2 separate regions of the Mus musculus genome follow, and region 2 is linked to region 1. The links are chromatin loops, found by intact Hi-C in ENCODE. Cell type or tissue: gastrocnemius. All regions are shown on one strand. Links, peaks and the distances in the headings refer to the core of each region. The heading gives the core; the rest is flanking DNA. Region 1 holds the start of Cirbp (cold inducible RNA binding protein). Region 2 holds the start of Tmem259 (transmembrane protein 259).

What was found. Peaks named below come from ENCODE experiments on the same cell type or tissue, not always from the same donor. Only the 100,000 strongest peaks of a DNase experiment are listed, where the experiment ranks them.
Region 2: a loop joins it to region 1, with 6 times the contacts of the local background. A loop is called at or near these places in 1 of 42 quality-filtered maps.

The regions. Positions count from the first base shown.
Region 1 is chr10:80,162,539-80,167,905 of GRCm38, reverse strand. It overlaps Cirbp (cold inducible RNA binding protein), which reads right to left and starts at 67. Exons shown (of 7, transcript NM_007705.3): 1 at 1-67. In gastrocnemius, for the core only: no CTCF peak of the experiment used is centred there; DNase peaks (open chromatin) are centred at 1,971, 2,727 and 3,272; H3K4me3 peaks cover 1,706 bases; H3K27ac peaks cover 4,218 bases.
Region 2 is chr10:79,981,867-79,987,233 of GRCm38, reverse strand. It overlaps Tmem259 (transmembrane protein 259), which reads left to right and starts at 2,974. Exons shown (of 11, transcript NM_001003949.4): 1 at 2,974-3,324. The coding sequence starts at 3,103. Gm26243 (a small nuclear RNA gene) reads right to left here and starts at 1,728; the gene lies at 1,622-1,728. In gastrocnemius, for the core only: a CTCF peak has its summit at 2,587 (motif pointing left); DNase peaks (open chromatin) are centred at 2,202, 2,905, 3,277, 3,747 and 1 more place; H3K4me3 peaks cover 4,634 bases; H3K27ac peaks cover 4,803 bases.

The sequences.
Region 1 (5,367 bases), core at 261-5,260:
GCAGGTCCCTGACGCGAGCGGGAAGACAGCGCGCCACACACACCCAAGCTTCCTAAGGCGCGAGTGCGAGGGGGAGCGCAAGAGTCCCGCCTGATATACTCCACTCCTGGAGCCACGCCCCTTAACCCGCCCACCACGCCGCGCTGACCAATCCGACGCCTTAGATTCGGCATCTGCGCCTCGGTGGAGGGGCGGGACTCCGTTGGCTTTGCCCTAGTCCGCGCGGAGGCGCTGAGTGTTTTGATTGGCTGGAATCTTTCCTGGCCGCATTTTTCCCCCCCACCCCCCGCCCGCTAGCGACTAGGAGGCGGGGACAGCTGATTTGGAGGCGGAGCTGACCCACTTCCGCGTTCCCGACCCGTTTGTCCTGCGGCGGGGAACAAAGAGCTTTTGCTACCTCAATGAGACTCCCAAATATGGCTCCAACCTTGACTCATCGACTCAACACTTTTATGTTCTTTTTTTTCTTTTAATATTTAATTACAGTTATTTAACTGAGGCGCATTTGTGAAGCCAGAAGACAGATGGAGTCTCTCCTTCCATCATGTAGGTCCTAAGGATCATACTCAGGATTAGCCACAAGCAGCTTTATCCACTGAGTCATCTTGCTTGCCCCTCTTCTCCGTTCTTGCTCATGAAACCAAAACCACCGAATTACTCTAGTCCAAAAGTACCTCCCAATACAACTGCTGCCTAACAGTTCTTTGGACCCCAAGGACACTCCATAAGATCAGCCCTAAAATTTCCATCCCAGTATTAATCACAATGTCAAGATTTTCTCTAGATTTCCTGCACCCAACTCAGTTTTCCTACAAATCTCAACCTGCTGTATAACGACCATTTGAACCCTGATTTCTGCCCATCTCCAACCAGGTGTACATTACCACACAGATGGCAAAACACCACTCTTTTCAATGTGTACCTGCATTTTCTAGAAGAGACCCCAGAGTCTCAAGCATGCCATGGAAGGATTTCTATCCTTGAGCCACACCCCTAACCCCTCACTGCAGAATTCTAAGTAGTGGCTAAACCAAGCTACATCCTTAGCCTTCTTAAACACACACACCACAGAGAACAAAACAAAAAAGTGTATTTTAATTTTATGTATATGGGTGTTTGCCTGAATGTCTATGCAGCACTTGCCTATCTTGCGCTGACAAAGACCAGAAGAGAGTGCTGGATCCTTTGGATGCAGAGGTCCAGACAGCTGTGAACCTTTATGTGGATTCTGAGAATTGAACCCACGTCCTCTGCAAGAGCCCTTTACCACTAGGCCATTTGATCCTTTGAGACAACCTACATTTTTCAATCTATCCTTGAAATCCGTAGGCTCACATCCCAAGTAGCTGTGATAACAGACCCATGTCTCCAGGCTACATTTTCTTCTCCCTCCACTGTGGTTTTGAGAGTCCTGAGTCCTGAGTAGCCTATGTAAGGATCCTTTTTTTTTTTTTTTTTTTTTTTTTGGTTTTTCAAGACAGGGTTTCTCTGTATAGCCCTGGCTGTCCTGGAACTCACTTTGTAGACCAGGCTGGCCTCAAACTCAGAAATCCACCTGCCTCTGCCTCCCTAGTGCTGGGATTAAAGGCGTGCGCCACCACGCCCGGTTTTATGTAAGGATCCTAACTAACCCCCATCTAAGGCAGTTCACCTCTCACTTCAATGGCTTCTGCTTAATATATGGCCTGAGGAACAAGCCAGTGCAGACATCTCCCTAGATATCAGTGATAGGAAATCCACACTTCAGCACTGCCCCTTGGAGAGAGTACAGTCTGGTGACTTGAGAACTGAGACATCCCAACCCTGCTTTAAGCCTCAGACTCACTGACCTTCAGATGAAGTTGGTCGAGGTGACCCAGCTGTCACCAGGAGAAGAATGCCAGGACCCCTCAGGGATTCGATGCTCCCCTCCCCCTAGACAGCAGCTGGTGACTCATGGCCACCCCCTCTGCACTTCGCTCTCTGCACGCAGCCCTCCTATCCCCGTCAGAGCAGCCTGCTGCGTCAGCCACTCACGCAAGGAGGTTATTAAAAAGAGCTGAGAGACCAAGATGCCTTCCCTCCCTCAATGTGCGCAATCCAGGAGGGGAGGGGATCGTGCCTTGCAGGGACCGCTGGACCACAAGCCAGCAGAGCCAGAAGCAACAGTCCTACAATGTGCCCACAGGAGGGAAAATTGGATCCCTGTAATCCCAGCTCCCAGGATCATGCTGGGCCCCTAGCCTGGCTCACATTCTGGCACCTTCCAGTTCCTGGTTTTGAGAATTGCCGTACTCAGTCTTTGATTCATTCATTCATTCATTCAACCAGCACCCACTTACTAAGCTTACTACTAACCGGCTCATTTGGGCCGGGCTCCACCATTACCCATAGCCATTTTCGAGCCCCAGAAAAGCGTGAAAATGTCTGACCCATGGATACGGCTTCAGGGTGCATTTTCTTTCGCCTTTGGTGTACTTGTGTCTAAAGCGTGTCCCGTGTACTTACCTGTGACCACGTGGACAGGTGGCTTAGCTTGCCACCATGACCCTTTGTTTCTTTTGGTGGGCTTTAAAGGAGTCTGAAACTCTCTCTTACACACACCTCATATCCACCAACGCTGTGAATCCCTGAACCACGGGCAAATCCCAAATAGTGCTCTCTGCCCGATAAGGACAGGAGAGGGCGCTACAGCCTCGGCTGGAGTGTTCAGGACTCATGTCCCACCTCTTTCCAGGCGGCCACCAGCTGCTTGGCCAGGCTATGGCCACTAGACGTCGCCATCGTGGACAGTTATCACTGACGGAAACCAGAGCTGTCAGTGTCAGTGCTGGTTTACCTTCGCTGTGCCCAGCTCGGTGGTAGCTGGACTGCACGCTCGAGGTTTGCTCCTGCGCGTCTGGGCAGAGCAGTTGGCCCAGTGTCGCCCATCGGGACACTAGTACTACTCCCAAAGGGATCCCATGTGTCTTGTATAAATCCGAGAGGGGGGCAGGGTGTCAGCTGCACCCCTAGAAGGCGAGTCCAGTCAGTCCTGATCTCGGGCTTACCCTGCACCCCACTCCGCTGCTGGGCGTCGCTATAGAGACGACGAGGGGTGACGCCTCCACCTCCCCATCCCCGGTTCTCCGTCCGCCCGCCGGGTCCTCCCGGACCCAGGCTAATGACCGGGCGGGAGATGGTAATAAGCGTCTGGGTTGGGGACGGGCGTGGCCCGGGATGAAAGGCGCGTTGGGGGGGGGGCACCCCGGGGCCCGGTAATTACCGCCCCCTTCTCGGCCGGGCGGGGGCCGGGGACACTGCACCTGGCCTCTGCCCGGCGGGGGCGCACAAGTGGGACCGTGATGGCAAAGCCTGGAACCCGCCCAGTTAGCTATCCCAGTTAGTTATCCTCTGGGACCAGAGCCAGGGTGGAAGATGCAGCCTATGCATGTGTGGCCAGGTGTGGCGCACATGTGTGCACGTGGGCAGAAGACCCGGAGGGACATAGATGGAAATGTAAGGATTCAGAGAAAACATCTGGATCCTGTGGACAGAGGAAATGGGTTTGTTAAATATGTGTGAAGAGGACACAGTCACCTTTGCATGACTGACCTGTTTTCCCTAAGGACAGGATGGGTGGGCAGGGTGCTGTGACGCCAACATACACGAACACAACCTGGATGTAGATGCAGGGTTAGGTGTACGTGACTGGGTGGGCCAGCACCCACGGAGGTAATGTAGCCATCTATGCCTGTGACTCACGTTCCTGGGTGGGCACAACAGAGAGCTGTGTCAGAGGCACCTGGGCTCTCCCTATTAGTGAGTCCAGAATCACCTGTAAGGGTTAAGCTTGCCTTTCTGCTACAGAGTGGGCTCTGATTTCTCTGCCACTCAAAGAGACTGCATTCTGCTTCTGGAAGGGGTCTGCAGCCAGGGCGGGCTAGGCTCAAGTTCCTGTGACTCATCCCTCCTGCAGCCCTGAGTCACACCCCAGGAATGGAAATAGGAAAGCCTGGGAGGGCCAGGCCCTGCAGGCTCTTGCCCAGACCTGGGCCTTGAGCGGCAGAGGGACGCCTCAGACAGCACACACATCCTATGACATGCCACGCCATACACATGCACATCCACGCCCTCTGCAGCAGACTTGTTGGGCTCACAGTCACAGACTCGACATGCTTTTGGTATCTGATAGATCCCGTGGAAGGTCCTCACGGGTTTCCTATACCTGCTTAACTTAACTGCCTTTTTTTTTTTTTTTTTTTTTTTTTTTTTTTTGGGTTTTTCAAGACAGGATTTCTCTGTGCAGCCCTGGCTGTCCTGGAACTCACTCTGTAGACGACCAGGCTGGCCTCGAACTCAGAAATCCGCCTGCCTCTGCCTCCTGAGTGCTGGGATTAAAGGCATGCGCCACCACACCCGGCTACTTGCCTGCCTTTAATAAATGTCTGGGACTGGAAAACAGTGCACTGAAGCCAGGTCAGGGCTGTAGGAGCAGGAACATGCACTCATTCTAAAGGCACAAGGACTGTATCAGATGTCAAAAAACCACCAGCAACCCTACAGTGATGCCCAGCAAGCCCTGGAAGCTAGGTTCATCAGCCTGGGAACTGACCTATTTGGGTTCCTAAAACTAGTGGAAGGGAGGGGTTGGAAGGCATCTACCCCAAAGGGTTCTCAAATGCTGCTAAGCAAGGGCCACCTCCACCCCATCACCCCTGGGGCAGGAAGAGCCACCCCTCTTCCATCCTGTCCACTCACAGTATGCCCCCTCAAACACATATCTAACAGTAGTGTGGCCTTCCATGTAGGGGTAACACACTAACAGGCTCCCTGGAAACAGAGGTAAGCAAAGACGCTTCTGCCTCGGGCTGGTGGTTTGCAGCACTTCCTCTGCACTTAGCTGCATAGGGACAGTCACATGTGTGCACAAATCCCCAGGTCACCAAGCATCTGTCCACCTCATGGTGCCTGGAGGGTCCCCATGCAAGCGGACACCCTGGAACACCTGTCCACCCAGGTGCAGAGGGTCAGCTGTAGCCCACAGGCCCAGCTGTCTGGGTAGGCGGCACCCAGGCACCTCCCTGACCCCATTGCTTCATCTGAGAAGTGAGTGGGATCTGGGGAGCCTCCAGGGTCTGATGGGGACTAGGTCAAGGGCGGCAGCTGGGTTGCCTCCTCCTCTGCGATGTCTTCTCTGGCTGCCAACTCTTGAGCTGACACCTAACTGCCCCAATTTGTGCGGATTTCCAAGATTCTGCAAATTTCTTCCTTTTTGTCCCTGTGAGACAGGGCCTCGAGAAGGCCATGTGTAGCGGACAGTGACCTAGAACTCTGATCCTCCTGTCTCTGCCTCTCTAGTGCTGGGATGACAAGATAATAGTCACTTTCTTAGGGCACATCTGTCTC
Region 2 (5,367 bases), core at 280-5,279, 180 kb after region 1:
CCAGCTTCAGGGGACCCGACGCCCCCATCTGGCCGCTGTAGGCACTGCATGCGCGTCGTGCGCAGACAGGCACTCAAAAAAAAAAAAAATGAGTAGATGAGTCCAACTTCCCTCATTTTCTTAACAGGGGCTGAAATTTGAACAAAACACTGTGTATGCTGTGAAGTATAGCCACATCTCTGCTCCCGCCCAGCAGCAAGGCCAGCCACTCCCTCCTTCTGTCCCGCCCCTGAGCTCAGAAGAGCTTTCTGAGCTTTGAAGTGGTTGAGAAATAAGAACAAATAAGGAAAACTATTCCATGCCGAGAGGACTGTGTGCCACATTCAAACCCTGGCCCTGCTGCTTTGTGACTTACAATCCCAGAAACAAAACCCCAAACACCCCAGATCCCAAGATTCTGGATTTCTAGCAGCTTAGTGTATTAGAACTCTGTCCTGAGATCGAAAATGAATGGAATTTAACATTCCATGTAGCTGGGTGGTGGTGGCACGTCTTTAGTCCCACCCAGCACTCTTGAGGTTCTCTGTGAGTTCGACTCCAGTCTGCTCTACAGAGTGAGTTCCAGGACAGCCAGGGCTACACAGAGAAACCCTGTATTGAAAAACAAACAAAAATCCTCCTTCCCCATTTCACTGTGTGACACTAATTATCAGCTCTCTCTGAACTCCAGGCTCCTTGTCTGAAAATCAGATGAGTTAATATTTGCAAACTCCTCTTGGGGCGGCTGATATAGATGTCAAAAATCTTAAGAATTCTGGCCCTAGCTGCTGGAAGCTGGCTGGGCCCCAGGATGACTCTCCCTGCCAGGGTCACACCTTCCGGGGGACAGACCATCTCTGCAGTGCCTGGGATCTGGGTGGTAGTGCTTCTGCTGTGGGTGTGGTGACCATGCCCTTGAGATCACCACTCCGGAGGCAGAGAGAGGCAAGAGGATCACTGTGAATATAAGGCCAGGCTGCTCTACAGAGCAAGTTCCAGAACAGCCAAGGAAAGACCACAAACTCAAAAAGTAAATAAAGTAAAATCCCATCTCTCAGTCAAGCCTTGCTTGCTCTGGTCGTGAGCGATATGACTGACTGACGTGTTGGCCTGTGCTGGAGGGAACCCCATTGCTTCTCCACGAAGGTCAGGCTAGGTTTTTCTAAAGCTCGGGTCACCCAGGGACGTTTCCTATTTTCAAACAAGTGACAAGTGTATTCCATAATAGTTTCAAGACTGGTACATTTATTAGGTGCCTACTGTGTTGCAAGGTGCTCTGGGTAACAGCAGACGGTGACTCTGGGGTATCTGAAAGCTAGGAGGGAGGGGTTCCCTTCGCTCAGCCGGTAAAGCGCCCCGCCCTTTTCCTGGCCGCCCAGTCCGGATGCAGAAATTCTCATCTTGTTCCATCATACAGATGCTCCTAGTCCTTCCTTCAAGCTGGAGGTATATAGAAGGCGCACAACGTTAGGGCACGGTGCATACAGAGACAGCTCTGCTGCGTCCTAAAAACAGACAGCTTCCTTCGAGTGCGCAGTAACCGGTCAATAAATGCCCTTGTTCAGGCAAATTGTACGGGAATGTGGCAGCTATAGTAGAAAAGGAGACTTCAAAGGGTCAATTGCGTTATTTTGAGATGAAACAAAATATGGAACGCTTCACGAATTTGCGTGTCATCCTTGCGCAGGGGCCATGCTAATCTTCTCTGTATCGTTCCAATTTTAGTATATGTGCTGCCGAAGCGAGCACAAGCGACGGTTTTTTGCCTCAGGTATTTAAAGGCAGAGAAGCAAATTACTTTTCACATACAGTAATTATGATTTTTTTTTGTTTTTGTTTGGATAAAGTAACGTTTTCACATGTCAAAAAGAAAGGCTACCACTCATAACACCGCTCAGAATAATTATCTATCCGCGTGAAAGCTCACATTTAACTAATTAATATAGCTGTCTGGGAGAAGCTTGTGCCAGCGAAGCCTTCTGGGAAGTCATATGCAAATTAGACAGGCACTACGAGGCTCCGCCCCTCAGTGGTAGCCGGATCAGCGCGGAATCCGTGATACTGGTGCGATGGTGAAACTGTCTGCTAGTAAACTATCCATGGAATTTCGCCCTTCAGCGCTGCGGCCGCCAATGAAAACATTATGCTAATGAGCAGTTAGGAAGCCCTGCCTCCCAGGGCAGGGTGGGTAATGAGTCCTCAGCAGACCCCGCCCCTAAGTGAGGCTGTGGCCAGAGTGAAGCCCTATGTAAATAGGCCTTACTAAGTGCGTCTCCGCCCCCTCTAATTCTCCGCCAATAGGAAACCATATACAAATACGACGGGCAACGTCGCCCCGCCCGCAGGTGGATGCAAATGTTTTAGCTTGTTTCTGAGACCACGCCCCACAGATCGCCCACCGCTAACCTGGATCCCTCCACAAACCAAACGAATTACACCCGACACTGCCGCTCAATGCTTAAGATAGAGCTCTGGGCTAAAGACATGGCTAAGAGCACTGACGCCTCTTCCAGAGATCTTGAGTTGAAGTTCCAGCCTCCGTTATGGTGGCTCACAACTCCTTTCTGGTGTATCTGATGCCCTCTTCTGGTGAGACTGAAGACAGCGACAGTGTACTCACATATATAAAGATAAAGCTCAATGCAAATGAATCGTGACACACGACTCCACCCCAGGCCGTGCCACAGTATGTGGGAGTGAATATATGCAAACAAACGGGGCTGCTCTTTAATGCACTCCGTGTAGCCCCTGCAAATTGCAAGCTCACTGCAAACGAGACCGGACAAAGCTTGAAGGAGCACTAGGAAAATAAACTGAACTCCATGGTACTCTGCCCTTTAGCGCTGAGGCGACCCGCATGAAATGTGTAAAGTCAGGCTCCGCCCACTACTCGTGGTGCCCGCCTTTCGGCCCTGAAGCCCGGCCTCCTCGGGCGGCCGCGGCGATCCCAGCGTGCCCCGCGCACGGGCGGCGCTCTGGCCCGGCGCTCTCGCCGGCGTCGCGGGCCGGACGGACGCGAGCAAAGGGGCAGGCGGCGGCGGCGGCCGGGGGCGGCGGGGGGGATCCGGCGGCCGGGACGCGGCGGGGGTCAGCCGGCGGCCGCCGGGGTGACGCGGGGCGGTGATGTCGGAGCACGCGGCAGCCCCAGGGCCCGGGCCCAACGGCGGCGGGGGTGGTGGCGCGGCGCCCGTGCGCGGCCCTCGCGGCCCCAATCTCAACCCCAACCCGCTCATCAACGTGCGCGACCGGCTCTTCCACGCTCTCTTCTTCAAGATGGCCGTCACCTACTCACGCCTCTTCCCACCTGCTTTCCGCCGCCTCTTTGAATTCTTCGTTCTGCTCAAGGTGACCTCTGACCCCTGACCTCTGACCCCTGACCCCAGCTGTCATCCGCTCGCCCACCCCCGGCAACTTTACCACTTGGCTCCTGACGCCTGGATACCCTGATACCACTCTTACAGATGCTATCTCTGGTCCTCACTTCCTCAGCTCTCAGGCCCCGCCTCCTGCCCTTTGGCCTCAGTCTGCCACTTGGGAGCCTAGGCCCCAAATTTTTCCACTCAAGACCAGAGCCCAGTGTCCTCTTGGAGTAGGATTTTGGACTCGAGGTCCACCTTCCCACCTGTCACTCCCATCCTGTCCTGCACCTCCACTGAGAACAATATGGTCATTTCCATTCCATTCCTGACTTTCCACTGTAGACCACCTCCTGTGCTGGAGGCCCTGTCCCGCCTGTCATTTCTATTCTACCCTGATTCTCTCAGTCCAGTCTCTACTAGTCAGTCCCATTCCAGCACACCCTGAACCAACCCCCTGGGGACAGCCCCCTACCCCCCAGTGTCACTGCTCAAATTTTCTGTTACTTCACTGTTTTCAGACTCTTGCCAGGTTTTCTGTGGCTTTGGGTGAGGTCATCTCACTAGGGTCAGCCACAGAGTCACAGCCAGATTGGCCAGGGACCTCTACAGCCAGCACCTGCCCTGGCTGTGTCTTCTTCATGTGCTCCCGGGAGATCCCGGTTCTCGGTCACAAAGGCTACTCGAGGGATGGCACCAGGCTCTCTCTGAGGAGCTGCCTGGGCCTTCTGGTGTTGGGGTCATGGCTTGGTGGCTGGCATGCTGATATTGGAGGGCATTGGTGAGTTTGGGACTCACTCCTGGTGCTTCTCAGAACTGAGCGTTCGGGGGTTTCATAGGTAGATCTAGCTTGAGCTCAAGACAGCTGTGGGCATCCCCTCAGGCCCCAGTTCATTGGCTGCAGATGAGCCCATGCTCCATCTTCCTTCCTGCCCTCCACACCCTCAGGGCTCCGGGTGGGTGCCCAATGTCTAGTCAGAGACAGGGTCGGCTGGATGACAGTAGACCTTATCCTCTTTCTTAACTGGGATAAACAAGCCACACAGCAGCTGGTTTCTGGAGCTGCTGACGTTTCTGGGAGCCCATTTGCTGTGTTTCCTGCCCGTCCTGCCTGCCCAGCTTCCACCCAACCTTCCTAGAAGGGACGCCTCACAGCCAAGGCCTGCTAGGCTTGTACCACCCTGCGCCCTGTTCCCACCCCAGCCTAGGTGTCAGCTCCTACAGAGGCCCAGAGAAGAACTGTTGGGCTTGGTATCTCCTCTGCTGGCTTCAGAGCCTCAAGGACCGAAACTGGGCAGCCATGGGATAGGGGGGCACAGCATGGTGCCTTAGACCTTAGGATGTGGCAGGGGTCAGAGGGCAAGGAGGTATGTGGCACCAGCTCAAGTCCCTGCACCAAGTGGATTTGAGCCCTGAAAGGTGCTAAGTGGCACCCTTGGGTGGGTCATGATCTCGTGGAGATCCTGGCTGAGGCTGGTATTTGGTTTTGTCTTTATAGTGTAGAATAGAGTTTATTCATGGCTCAGGGAAGGGAGTTAAGAGTGTAATAGAGAGCCAGGCGGTGGTGGCGCACGCCTTTAATCCCAGCACTCGGGAGGCAGAGGCAGGCGGATTTCTGAGTTCGAGGACAGCCTGGTCTACAAAGTGAGTTCCAGGACAGCCAGGGCTACACAGAGAAACCCTGTCTCAAAAAAAAAAAAAAAAAAAAAAAAAAAAAGAGTGTAGTAGAGATAGAGAGTAGAGAAGTCGAGGCCGGCCACAGCCGTGAGCATGGGGAGAGAGGGGGAAAGGAAGAGCCCAAGAGGACAAGAGAGAAGCAAGCATATGAGTGAGGCTGGTATTCTGACCCCAGTGCAGGCTTCCCATTGGTCAGATGAACTGACAGCCCAGACACAAGACTGGGGTGACAATGCAATACTCCATCCCACCCCCGCTTACAGGGTAGGAGGTTTCCCAAGAACCCTAGGTCTTGGCATTGAGGTGTCTGTAGGAGGTGATGGTGTGCAGCCCCACCAGGCCGGTATAACCAAGT